Linked DNA regions of Homo sapiens: region 1 is linked to region 2. Evidence: chromatin contacts called from ENCODE Hi-C or POLR2A ChIA-PET data. All regions are on one chromosome and are shown on one strand. Each heading gives the region's core, a stretch centred on a gene start or an enhancer-like site at or near the end of the contact. The rest is flanking DNA. Distances are from core to core; before and after follow the strand shown.

Region 1 (6,104 bases), core at 1-2,500, 280 kb after region 2:
TCTCTGGCAGCACTGCGAGGGCGGCGCGGACCAGTCGTACACGTAGGACAGGCGCAGCTGCACCTCGCGCTTGCACAGGCGGCCCTCGCGCGCCAGCGTCGCGTGCTTCTCCAGCATGTCCTCCAGGCTCTGCTTGTGCGTCACCAGGTACTGGTTGCTGCAGCCGCGGGACCGGTATTCGGTGTCGAAGCGCGGGTCGTGCTCCCGCTGGACGTCCACCGGCGCCAGCCAGGCGCCCAGAGACACGTCCTCGCTGTGCCAGGCGCGCAGGTAGTCGCGGCTGAGGCGCAGGTAGTGCACCAGGTCGGCCGAGAGCACGTAGCCGCCGCCCAGCGCGTAGGGCAGGTAGTAGTCGCAGAGTTGCCAGGCGGCCTCGCGCCAGCGCCCCCCCGGCTTGACGCGGCCGCGGCCCGAGAAGAAGCCCCAGTAGAGGCGGCGGCGGCGCGCGGGCTCGCGGGCGCGCAGCTCGGCCAGCAGCGCGTCCAGCCGCGCGAAGGAGTCGTCGTCCGCCTTGAGCACGAACTCGAAGGCCACGTGCTCGTCCAGCCAGGCCAGCATGGCCAGCACCTTGGCCGTGAGGTTTTCGTAGGCGTCGCGCAGCGCGGGCAGCAGCAGCAGGTCCCCGTGCCGCGCCTGCTCCCGCTCCAGGGCGCGCCGCTCCTCGGCGCCCAGGCCGGCCGTGCCCACGGCAAAGCGCGCCCACACGTCGCCCGGGGCCCCGCGCCGCGCAAGCCACGTGCTGCGGATCACGCTGCGGCGCTCGGCGGCGCGGGGCGCGCTGGCCACCAGCACTGCCAGGAAGGCGGCGGCGCGCGCGGGCGCGGGGGGAGGCGGGCTGCGGCCCGACATCGCCCTGGGGTCCCCGGGCTCGGCCGCGCAGCGCGCCAGGTAGAGCAGCGCCGCCCCGCACAGCGCCAGCGTGCCCAGGCCTAGCGCCGCCCGCCGCCGCCACGCCCGCCGCAGCAGCTTCATGGCGCCCGCGCCGGGCCGGCGGCCCAGGCCGGACTCGCGAGTGCGCAGGCGCCGCCGGCTCGGGGCGGTGCGCGTGCGCACGGCGCTCCTGGGAGCGCGCCGGGGCCTTCCGCAGACGCCGAGCCCCGGGGCGCTCGGAGGCCGGCGGCCAATCGGCGGCCGTCACGTGGCCTCGGGCACCCTTGTCATTGGTCAACCTCGGAGCGGCCCCGCGACCGCTTCCGCCCGGAGGAGAGATGGTGGCGCCGGCGTCCCCTCCGTGAGGTCGCGCCCGTTCGCACCGCCCCCGCCCGCAAGAAAGATGGCAGTGGCCTGATCCGGGCCCGTTGGCGGCGTCACTGACGCTTCGCTCCGGTCCTCGGATCCCGAGCGCGGGGAGGCAGACCGGTGAGTGAGGGGCCCGGGACGGCCGCTGCAGGCCGCGGGGCCAAGTGTACGCCGGCCGGACGGCGAGGGCGGGTCTGGAGGCCGCCGCCGCCTCCCGCCTTGGGCTGGGGCATCGTCCGTCCGCTCGGCCTTGAGCCCTGGCGAGACTCCGCCGCCACCGGGGCTCCCGGGGTTCCCGGGGGCAGGGACAGGCCGACGACGCTGGCCTCCCCGGCCGCCGGCACGTCTGGTCTCCTACTGGCCAAAACCTACGAATGCCACCGGGAAACGGAGGCCCAAGGGGTCTGGTTGGACTCGCGTTTATCGGCGAGGCGACCTTGGACAAGCTGCCCCGCTTCCCTGCGCCTGCGCTTCCGCTTCTGAACCGCGTGGACCCTCATCCCCAGTTAGTAGGATTTGGAGATGTGAAGTCGGCTGTGTGGAGCCCTTGATGTCTGGCTCAGAGGCGGTGTTATGAACCCTGTTGAGCTTTTAGAATCTAACCGTGTGTGTTGTTAACTGCCAGAAATAGCCTCGTTCCACCAGAGCTGAAGCCCAGGGATGGCAAAGAAATAGCGTCTCTGCCTAAGCTGTTTCCCACGTCCGTTTTGCAAGGGTGTGTTGATTCCTTGCTGGGAACTGAGCTGCTAGGGGATGGCGAAGTCGAAACCCCATTCCGGTGGGACCGGCCCGCTCCGCTGTGCTGCGAACCTGGCACACCGTGATGAATAGATACTCTGAAGCCAGGAGAGGAAGCGCCACTTGATGGACTCCTGATATTTATAGTTACTTTTGGGTTACTTTTTATTCCCCCTTTTTCGAGACAGGGTCTTATCTTTTTGTTTTTGTTTTTTAAAGAGACGCAGTCTCACTGTGTTGCCCAGGCTGGTCTCACGATCCTCCTGCCTCAAGTAAACCGTGTAACTCATCAAGATATGTAGAATCAAGAACTAGCTTTATTTTCTCTAGGAACAAAGTACAGTCTCTTTGCACACAGCGTGTGTTTTACGACTGTAGTTAGTGGAGTCAGCACCAGGAGGAGGTGTCTTGGTTCTTATCCAGGACTCTCCCCTGGTCAGGCGATCTGGGACGACAGGAATAGAATTATGCCACCACTAGGGAAGGGAAAAGCCCTCAGCCATGTTCAGAAAATCAGGCCGGGTGCATGGCTCACGCCTATAGTCCCAGCACTTTGGGAGGCCGAGGCAGGAGGATCACTTCAGGTCAGGAGTTAGAGACCAGCCTGGCCAACATGGCAAAACCCCATCTCTACTAAAAATACAGATTAGTGGAGAGTGGAGGTGGGTGCCTGTAATCCCAGCTAACTGGGAGGCCGAGGCAGGAGAATCACTTGAACCTGGGAGGTGGAGGTTGCAGTGAGCCGAGACTGCACCACTGCACTCCAGCCTGGGCGACAGAGTGAGACTCTGTCTCAGAAAAAAAAAAAAAATCAGACATGAGCCCCTCACCCAGGGTTTCCTTCCTTGGGGGAACTCAGGCTTGTACCCCTCTTGGTTTGTGGCAGACTGCACTGACTTCAGGACCACTTTCATGGCGGCCCCACTGGTGTTTCTCGATACCTGGAGGCAGCATTTTTTCGTTTAATATTACCCAGGGTAGCATTCGTTGAGCGCCTACTGTGTGCAGGCAGAGTGGCAGGTGCCAGAACAGTGAAGCTGAATAAGACGGCCACAGAACAGGAGTCTCAGTCCATGTGTGTTGAGGGAACAGCTGTGACATGGCGGGGCCTCAGCGGCACCCGAAAGGACCCGCAGGTGTTTGCCGGAGGGGCAGACTGTGAAAGGAGTAGGCTCGTGGGTGAGAAGGACCCCGAGTTCCCTTTGGGATACATGAGGCATGAGGCCCTGTGAGCCCCTGCTTCCCACCAGGACTGGCCACGCCTCGGACGGCAGGACAGACTTCTGGGCTCCTCGGCCTTGGCGTTCGCTCGCGAGTGTGGGCAAGGGCACATGTGTGTAATACGTGCATGCGTGAGTGTGGATGTGTGTGTGCACATCTGTGTGTGGGGGTTGTGTGTTTGTTTGCTGGGACCAGGCCCTGACGCCCTCTGCACTTAGGGTTGGCTGTCTTCGCAAAGCCTGGTCAGTCGGGGGGAGAGGGGGAGCCTCCTGTTTCTTAGTGAGAAGCTGAGGCCGGGGAGGCCACATGACTTAGCTAAGGTCATAGATCTCAAGAATGTTCAAGTCAGGGTCTGGAGAGTGACCCTAACCCCATGGGTCAGTGGCATGATGCCAGGAGGGACAGAGCCGGGCCCCACAGGAAAGCTGTGCTGCAGGTGTTGGGCGATGGGGACAGGTTAGCCCCTGGAGGTGCTGACAGCTCGAGAGAGAGATGGAAAGACGGAGAGACAGGGCTGAAAACTCAGTGTCTGTAAAAAAAAGACCGGGCACAGTGGCTCACGCCTGTAATCCCAGCACGTTGGGAGACTGAGGCAAGAGGATCGCTTGAAGCCAGGAGTTTGAGACCAGCCTGAGCAATACAGCGAGACCCGTCTCTACAAAGAGTAAAATAAAAATAAATTACTGGGCGTGGGGGTGCACGCCTGTGGTCGCAGCTGCTCCGGTGGCTGAGGCGAGAGCATCACCTGAGCCCAGAGCATCACCTGAGCCCAGGAGTTCGTGGTCACGGTGAGCTGTGGTCACCGCTGTACTCCAGCCTGGGTGACAGAGCAAGACCCTGTTTCTAAAAATAAAGAAAAAAACACCACGTGTGGTCCGGAGAAAACAAATGCCACGTGTGGTCCAGAGAAAACAAATGCCACGTGTGGCCCGGAGAAAACAATGCCACGTGTGGTCTGGAGAAGGCAGTGCCACGTGTGGTCTGGAGAAGGCGATGCCACATGTCTGGATCCTGTGAATCGAGGATATGTTTCATGTTGCAGGATAGACGTGCTTGGGGAAGTCTTTGCTGAGTCTTGCTAATGATGTGTCTGTGTCTCTCTGCAGACTGTGAGCTGCTTGTCCCCATCCTGCGGCCGTCCTGGGGACACAGAGCCCTCCGTGGTGCCCGGGGATTGGATTGGAGCCAGGACCTCACTTCCTCCTCTGCCCCTGCCCCTGCCCCTCCCAGCACCTGGCCCACACCCTGCAGCCCGCCCCATGGTCTGGCCCTGGGTGGCGATGGCGTCCAGGTGGGGTCCCCTCATTGGCCTGGCTCCGTGCTGCCTCTGGCTCCTGGGGGCAGTCCTTCTGATGGACGCGTCTGCACGGCCTGCCAACCACTCGTCCACTCGAGAGAGAGTAGCCAACAGGGAGGAGAATGAGATCCTGCCCCCAGACCACCTGAACGGGGTGAAGCTGGAGATGGACGGGCACCTCAATCGCGGCTTCCACCAGGAGGTCTTCCTAGGCAAGGACCTGGGTGGCTTTGATGAGGACGCGGAGCCGCGGCGGAGCCGGAGGAAGCTGATGGTCATCTTTTCCAAGTAGGTGCCGCCATGTGCCCAGACTGGGGGGCTGTCCGCGTGCGCTCGCCTGTGTGTTCCTATCCTGGCTTTGCGCGGTGGGGGGCGCCGGGCCCTGTGTCGGGACCTGCCGGGCTGGGAAGACGTGCCGGTGATGAGCGCCACTTCCAGCCTGCTGTGTTTGCGCGGAGGCCTGCGCTGGCAGCCCAGAGCCGCTCCTTGAATGCCCTGGGTCCGCCGGGGGCTCAGAGGGCCAGAGTGGGCCTGTGTGGCCGTCCCTAGGACAGCCTGGAGGAGCCCACGCGGCACTGCAGTGGTCAGCGTCCTCCATGCTGAGGGGCAGACGCCGGCCACGGGCAGCCTCCGCAGGCTGCAGCCCCAGTTGGACGAGGCCTGGCTGAGGAGTGAGGGGCTGCCACAGGTGGCTGGAGAGCTGGTACAGGGTGCTCTGGGCTCCTCCTGACACGCCCTCTACCCTGTGTGTTTGGGGTCCCTGTCACACACGGGCCGCGTATCACACGCAGGCTGGGGGTGTGTGGGGTTGGCTTGTTTTGCTGGCCTGGTCGGGAGCAGAGCTGTGCTGTCAGTGGCCCATCCTTGGCCGTCACTGCCCCCACCCTGCTGAGTCCCGAGACCCTCTTGCTGCCTCTGTGCCTAGTGCCGAGCTTTCTCCCCCGACCCCATCCCTGAGTCTCGAGAGCCTGTTGTGAGGGGTCCAAGATGGGTCAACCTGACCACTCACCCACAAGGAGCCAGGTCCTGCACGGGCGCCTTACTCCTTACGGCACGGCCGGGGTGCCCTGCGGTGTGGCCCTGGAACCTACTTGCACTCAGCGCTGGCCTCACCCCTGGAGGCAGAGCAGGGTCAGGGCGTGCCCGTGAGTCCCCCAGGCCAGCCAGGGTGCCGGGCAGGGAGCCGAGGTGCAGGTGAGAGAACACCCTGGGCCTCCTGGGACCTGCGAGACCTGGGCACAAGGAGGCAGCCCCCGCCGCAGGGCCTGGCCACGAGCTCACCTTCCCGCAGGGCCTGGCCACGAGCTCGCCTTCCCGCAGGGCCTGGCCACGAGCTCGCCTTCCCGCCGGGCCTGGCCACGAGCTCGCCTTCCCGCCGGGCCTGGCCACGAGCTCGCCTTCCCGCCGGGCCTGGCCACGAGCTCGCCTTCCCGCAGGGCCTGGCCACGAGCTCGCCTTCCCGCCGGGCCTGGTGCTCCAGGACCAGTGCAGAGGGGCAGGTGGCAAAGCTGGTGAGCAAGGGGATTGGGCAGGGCTGGGGTCCTGGGGTGCAGGAGCAGGTAGGAAAGGTGTGAGGACTGGTCTGGCTGTGCCACGGCCCTTGGGCTGA
Region 2 (6,407 bases), core at 286-2,785:
GCAGTCAACTCTGGAGAAACCTCTCTCACCTGCCAGCAGTGAGGCCAGGAAGGAGGGAAGGGATCAGAATGAAAGAGCCCACACCTGGAACACAATCCACAGGAAACAAAAGCCTGATGGAGGGCTCCCCACGGTGCACCTGGAGACCCTGCCCCGGGCCCCGCTCCACCACAGAGAGGGCAGACCAAGGCACTGGCAACGCCGGCAGAGCGGACTGCGGGTCAGGAGCTCCGGGGCCGCCAGGACTGGAGCAACTCAGAGGCACAGGTCTGCACTATGGGGAGGCGGCCTGAGGCTGCTCAACCAGGCCTGTACCACTGCAGGGGGCCGCAGGCTGATCACTACGATTCAGCTTCTGGAAGTGGGAGAAGTTTCAATCTCTAAGTGAAGTTAGCGGGTGAAAACCCCCAGGAACTAGGACACAAAGGAACCCTCCAAATAAGCCTGCAGCAAGAAAGTCAGTCACCAACATCCGCTGTCCTCCGAGGTGCCCTGAAGTCCAGCCCTTGATTCCCATCCTAACCTGATGGTTAAAATTACCGAGGAAGGCCATGAGCAGCGGCTCACGCCTGTCATCCCAGCGCTTTGGGAGGCCGAGGTGGGCGAATCACCTGAGGCCAGAATTCAAGACCAGCCTGAACAACATGGTGAGTGCTCACACCCTGAGGGCCTTGGGTCAGGGGTTTACTCAAGCTGAGCAGCACGGCCTGGCCTGTGGCTTCACAGACCTCGCCGTGCAAATGCTAACGTCTTCCAACAAGAAGTGCAAATCTGCTAGTCTCGTTAGAATCAAGTAACTCTCAAATACGCTTCCCTTGTTACGTGGAAACTGCTAGCAACCACCCAACAAACCCATCTACCCATCTGGCCACGCCTTGGCCTGTGCCACGTGGAGGCGGCAAGCGCAGAAGGATCCCGCACGCTCGGCGGTAACTGAAGACCACGGCCAGCCCCAGACCCTGACCCCTGTAACCTATGAGCGCCACCTCCGCACCGCTTTCCGCACCTGACCCGCTCCTGACAGCTGCAGAGGTGCAAACGGGTGACGGAAAGAGTCCGATCCTCCCGGCACGCGACACGGCTCCGGCCGGGGGTGCTCCGGGGGCGCAGTCTCGCCCGGGAAGTGGCTGCCGACAGCGGCGAGGAGCGGCAAGGGCCAGGGCTCCCGCTTCCCCGGCCCGTCCCGCCCGCCCGCCCGCGCCGCCCCGCCCCGCCGCACTCACGCGAGTGCTCCAGCTCGCGCGCCGCCTTGGCGGCGCGCTCCAGGCCGGTGGGGTCGAAGTTGCTCCATTTGTCCTTGGGCGCCGGCCGGTCTCCCAACCCGCGGTCCCCGCCGCCCTCGGCCCCGGGCTGCGCGGGCGGCAAAGGCGGCGGCGGCCCCGCGCCTTCACCCTTGGGGCCCTTGTTAATGCCGAAGAGCCACGACATGCTCGCACCGCCGCCGCCGCTACCGCCGCCGGGACCCCCACCCGAGTCTGACTCGCGCGCGGCTGGGAGCAGCCTCCACGCGCCGCGAGCCGGTGGTCACCGCCACTGCGCAGGCGCCACACACACCCCTTCCTCCCGGCGATAGAAGCGCGTAAGGGACACGCGCGCAGCCCTTGGATTGGCCCCGAGGACAGTGACGCCATAGCGACGGCGCCGCGACTGCCGAACAGGCTTTGGGAGCCAGCGGGGCGGGAGCGGCGAAGCATCTGGCTACGGGAGCCACGCCGGGACAAAATTCCCGAGGGACGTAGGCGAACCCAAGGCAGCGTCAGCCCCGCGCCGCATCCGCGTGGGCTCCGTTGCTAGGGGCTCCGTTGCTAGGGGCTCCGAGGAGTTCCGGCCTTGGCGGCAGCGGGTGGCAAGTTTCCAGGGAGCCCCAAGGTTCTCGATCCGTGCGGCGGGGCGCCCTGCGGTGAGTCCAGGACGCAGAGAAGAGTCTCGCGGGAACCTCACCCGAGGCGGCACCGGCGCCCGGGCAAGCCGAGCCCTTCCGCGATGAGTCGGCGCCCTGGGGTCGCTGCGCCAAGAGCTCAGGAGAGGCGCCTCCCCTCCTCGGTGTCTCCGCAGCCCGCACGGCCCTCCCGCCCAAGACCCCGGGGCGACCCCTTCCCGCGTGGCGGGGCCAGCGAGCTCCTCTTGCGGGGCGTGGACGGGGCCGGGGTGCCCGGGCAGGCGCCGCCCCGGAGCCCACGGTCCACGCGCTCCCAGCGGCCCTGACTTTCTCCTTGATGGAACTGGTTGACTTCACGGAATATATGGAGTGACTTTTCCCACTGGATTGGAAACTGTTTTAAGCCTGAATAATGTTAGATACAATGAGTTCTAAACTTCCCTTCAAAGAATCAGTATATCAGTATGTTCAGTCTTTGTCCTGCATTTTAAAGTCTACCTTCCTCGCAGTTTCAGTAAACAACCTTTTCCACCAGTTCTAGTCAGTAGTTGACATCTGTTGCCCTGGTCACCTGCTCCGTCCTAACTAATCCCGGTCTCCTGCTTTGACCTGAGTCACCTTTAGTTACCTGTCCCATAACCATTTTTCCCGCCAAACCACTCACCCCGCCACTCTGGCCCATACTCCTGCTCCCTTTAAAATAGCCAATGGGCACTAGTTTAGACTGTGCATTCTAACCCTAGCCAATAGGGGAACCACACAGCAGTAGGGGCTACCCGCGTCAGGAATAAGAACCCCTTCCCCTCCCTTGTCCAAGCGCTCGCCATTGCTCCATCTATGAGATGTCCCCTTCTATAGAAGTAAATTATCTAGCTGAGAAAAATTTATATTCGAGTTCTACTTCTTTGGCGGCACAGAAAATTTACATATAACACAGTGAGCTGCCGAGATCTCGTCACTGCACTCCAGTCTGGGCGACTGAGTCAGACTCTGTCAAAAAAAAAAAAAAAAGCCAGAAAATGCCGGCCAGGCGCGGTGGCTCACACCCGTAATCCCAGCACTTTGGGAGGCCGAGGTGGGCAGATCACCTGAAAACAGGAGTTTGAGACCAGCCGGGCCAACATGGTGAAACCCCTGTCAAAAATACAAAAATTAACCTGGGCATGGTGGCGTGCGCCTGTAATCCCAGCTACTCCGGAGGCTTAGGCGGGAAAACTGCTTGAACCCTGGAGGTGGAGGTTGAAGTGAGCCGAGATCAGGCCACTGCACTCCACCCTGGGCGAGCACGACTCCATCGCCAAAAAAAAAAGAAAAGAAAAAAAAAAGAAAAAGAAAACAGGGCAGGCGCGGTGGCTCACGCCTGTAACCCCGCCAGTTTGGGAGGCCGAGGCAGGAGGATTGCTTGAGCCCAGGAGTTGGAGACCAGCCTGGGCAACAAAGAGAGACCCCGTCTGTACCAAAAAAATAGGAGAGGAGGAGAAAAACCAAATGACTTCCCCAGCAATAGCCAGACGTCCCCCCACCCCCACCCCATGGCTGTAATCAAGGTTTTGGTTATTTATTTATTGAGAGGGTCTCACTCTGTCACCCAGGCTGGAGTGCAATGGTGCGATCTCAGCTCACTGCAACCTCTGCCTCCCATGCTCAGGCGATCCTCCTACCTCAGCCTCCAAGCCAAGAAGCTGGGACCACCGGCATGTGCCACCTGGCCCTTTTTTTTTTTTTTTTTTTTTTTAGAGGGAGTTTGACTCTTGTTGCCCATGCTGCAGTGCAATTCCATGGTCTCAGCTCAGTGCAACCTCCACTTCCCAGGCTCAAGTGATTCTCCTGCCTCAGCCTCCTGAGTACCTGGGATTTCAGGCACTTGCCACCACGGCCGGCTAATTTTTTTTTTTTTTTTTTTAGGAGAGATGGGGTTTCACCATGTTGGCCAGGCTGGTCTGGAACTCCTGACCTCAGGTGATCCACTCTCCTTGGCCTCACTGAGATTCCAGGCGTGAGCCACCGCGCCCAGCCCCATCATCAAGGTTTGCAGGGACTAGCTGCAAAGCGCGGGCAGGGGCGGCATCTATTTGAAGCCGCTGTGTCTGTTTCGCGTGCACTTCCCTCCACCGTGTGTCTGGCCACAGGCAGCTCTGGCGGAGGGGAGGGAGGCGAAGGGCACCCGCGTATGCACGGCCTCAGGATGGGGCACGGGCACCCGGCCCTGCCGTGGCAGGCACCTCCTGTGCAGCCCACCCCTCTGTGGTTAAATCCTCCAGAAAGCCCCAGCTTCTGCCTTTTCTGTCACCTTTGACCCCAGGGGGACGTTAGGGGGCCCCAAACCCCGCCCCAGCCAATAGACACAGCGGTGCGGCCCCCGTGGGACTTTATTACGGGGAGTATTTCCTAAATGTGCGGGGCCGCAAAGGCAGGGGTGGGAGGGGTCCGCGGCCAGGCTCCGTGAGGTGTGGTCTCCCCATGGACTCAGGATGAGGGTTGCTCGTCCTCGGGCCCAGGCCTCCCCCTCTTCAGCCAGCGCATCATCTGCTGGTGCTGCTGGACAGCATCTTGCACGCGGGTGTCCATCATGGCCTCGGTCAGGACCCCGTCCTCGGAGGCATACGCCGTGGCCTAGTGGGGAGAGAGGGAGCTGAGGGAGGCCGCCATGGGAACCCCCCACCCCAAATGCACGCCAGGGCCCCGAGGTGGGGAGGGACCAAACCAGGGGCTCCAGGATGGCCTGAGCGTGAAACACAGGCTTCCCGCACCTCGGCAGAGCCCAGCACGTGTGTGGACACCGGGGGCAGCCCCTGCAGTGCCCACAGCCCTGCCTGCGTCCTCAGCACTGCTGTTGCTCAATGACTTTCTAATAATAGAAAGCCCAAGGCGGAGCCTCACTGACGGCCGACCCAGGGCAGCTTCCGAGAGGCAGGTGGGAACTGCAGACCCTCTGCGTGTCTCAGCCGTGGCCAGGCAGTGCCCCCGGGTCATAGTGCACCTCAGACCCTCAGACCCTGACCCTCACAGGCCTCCAGGGCAGAGGCAGCCACTGCCCACCTTGAGGCACGTGGCTGGTGGCACCAAGGCCACCCCTGCCCCACCTTCCTGTCCTCCTGGGCACAGGGCTTGGCATCTAGCATGTGAAGGCTGGAGCTGCTGGGGCTGTGGCCCTCGGTGTCGCTTCAGGCAGCCTCAGGTCCAGCCTTTCTGCCAGACAGGTCACTCTCCATCCTAATGCCAGAAAAGGGCATGGAGTCCCCAAAGGGAGTCACCCGTGGGTCAGGGTCAGGGTGTGGGGACCCCCACTGGGCGCCGTGCTCAGGAGGGCACCAGGACGCCTGGAGGAAGCACAGGGCAGGGGACCCTTCCCGGACAGCTGAGCGGGTCCCTAGCCCCATCCCAGCTATGCCTCCCAGAGGCAGGATTCATCTCACGGGGTGCAGGGGCAGCAGCACACCATCCTCCCACAACACCGTCGCCACGATAGAACCTGCCATGGGGATGACCACGTGGTGCCCGTCCCCTCTGCCAGCGCCCATCCCTCGCCAAGAGCCACTGTGTGGGGAGACACTGACCGGAGCTGGACCACCACTGTGGGTCAGGGGCCCAGGAGCGCAGGAGACACTGACTGGAGCCGTACCGCCACTGTGGCTCAGGGGCCCAGGACTGCTCAACATCATTTTTGGTCTTGAGCCCACCCAAGAGAGGGCAAACAGGTGCAGGGACCCTCAGGGTCCACCCGAGTGGCTGCACCTCACCCAGGGCCCAGCAGAGGAAAGGGGCTACGCAGATGCTCACGGGGCCACCCCTCTGGGAAGCACGGGACCTGGCAGGAGCCCACCAGAAGTGACAGCTAAATGTCACGTGGCCTCCTGGGTGGGATTCTGGGGCAAGACCCAGTCGCGGGTGGGGCCAACAGTGACACATGACGTTCACCACGTGGCGAGGCCCCAGGCCCGGGAGCTCTCTGTGCTACCCTTGCAATTTTTCTGGGAACCTAAAATCTCCAAGCTGTAAAAGTTGAAAGAGAAGACCTGGACCTGATTTCTTCACATGTGAATTCACAAAACATTAAGAATCAGAGCACTCCTCAAACTCCTGGACAAATTGAAGAACATTTCCTCACTCATCCTAGGAAGCCAGCAGTACCCTGATATCAAACCCAGATGAAGATGCCACAAGAAAAATGACAGGCCAATATCCTTGATGAGCATCACTGGGAAAGTCCTCAACAAAATGCCAGCAAAGTGAATTCAGCAGTATAATAAAAAAATTATACACCCTGACCAAGCAGGATTTATTCCTGGAATGCAAGGATAGTTCATACGAAAATCATGTTCCACATACGAAATGTTCAACATACAAAAAGCAATCAATATTAGCAGAGTGGAAGAAGGAAACCACATGACCCTCTCAACTGACGCAGGAAAAGCATTTGACCAAATTCAACACCCTTTTATGAGAAAAACACTCAACAAGCCAGGAATTGAAACACACGCCCTAAACATAATGAAGGCCATATATCACAAGCCCACAGGTGACATAC

What was found. A loop is a pair of places that touch in the nucleus more often than their neighbours do. ChIA-PET counts read pairs that join two places held with the same protein, here RNA polymerase II (POLR2A). Pooled maps may share reads with other maps.
Region 1: a loop to region 2 is called in a map with no recorded cell type, with 22 times the contacts of the local background. The contact joins the promoter of SDF4 here to the promoter of ATAD3A in region 2. A Hi-C loop is called at or near these places in 3 of 37 single-sample maps with no recorded cell type and 12 of 50 pooled maps. POLR2A ChIA-PET finds 5 or more read pairs at or near these places in 2 of 52 experiments (MCF 10A and WTC11).

The regions. Positions count from the first base shown.
Region 1 is chr1:1,227,147-1,233,250 of GRCh38, reverse strand. SDF4 (stromal cell derived factor 4) reads left to right here and starts at 1,250. Exons shown (of 7, transcript NM_016176.6): 1 at 1,250-1,359; 2 at 4,305-4,783. The coding sequence starts at 4,479. It overlaps B3GALT6 (beta-1,3-galactosyltransferase 6), which reads right to left and starts at 1,014. Exons shown (of 1, transcript NM_080605.4): 1 at 1-1,014. The coding sequence starts at 972. RefSeq lists enhancers at 1-614, 615-1,296 and a silencer at 913-1,772.
Region 2 is chr1:1,507,290-1,513,696 of GRCh38, reverse strand. It overlaps ATAD3A (ATPase family AAA domain containing 3A), which reads right to left and starts at 1,535. Exons shown (of 16, transcript NM_001170535.3): 1 at 1,224-1,535. The coding sequence starts at 1,428. It also overlaps a transcript of ATAD3B not described here. RefSeq lists silencers at 1,418-1,577, 2,028-2,227 and enhancers at 1,728-1,787, 4,043-4,684, 4,685-5,328.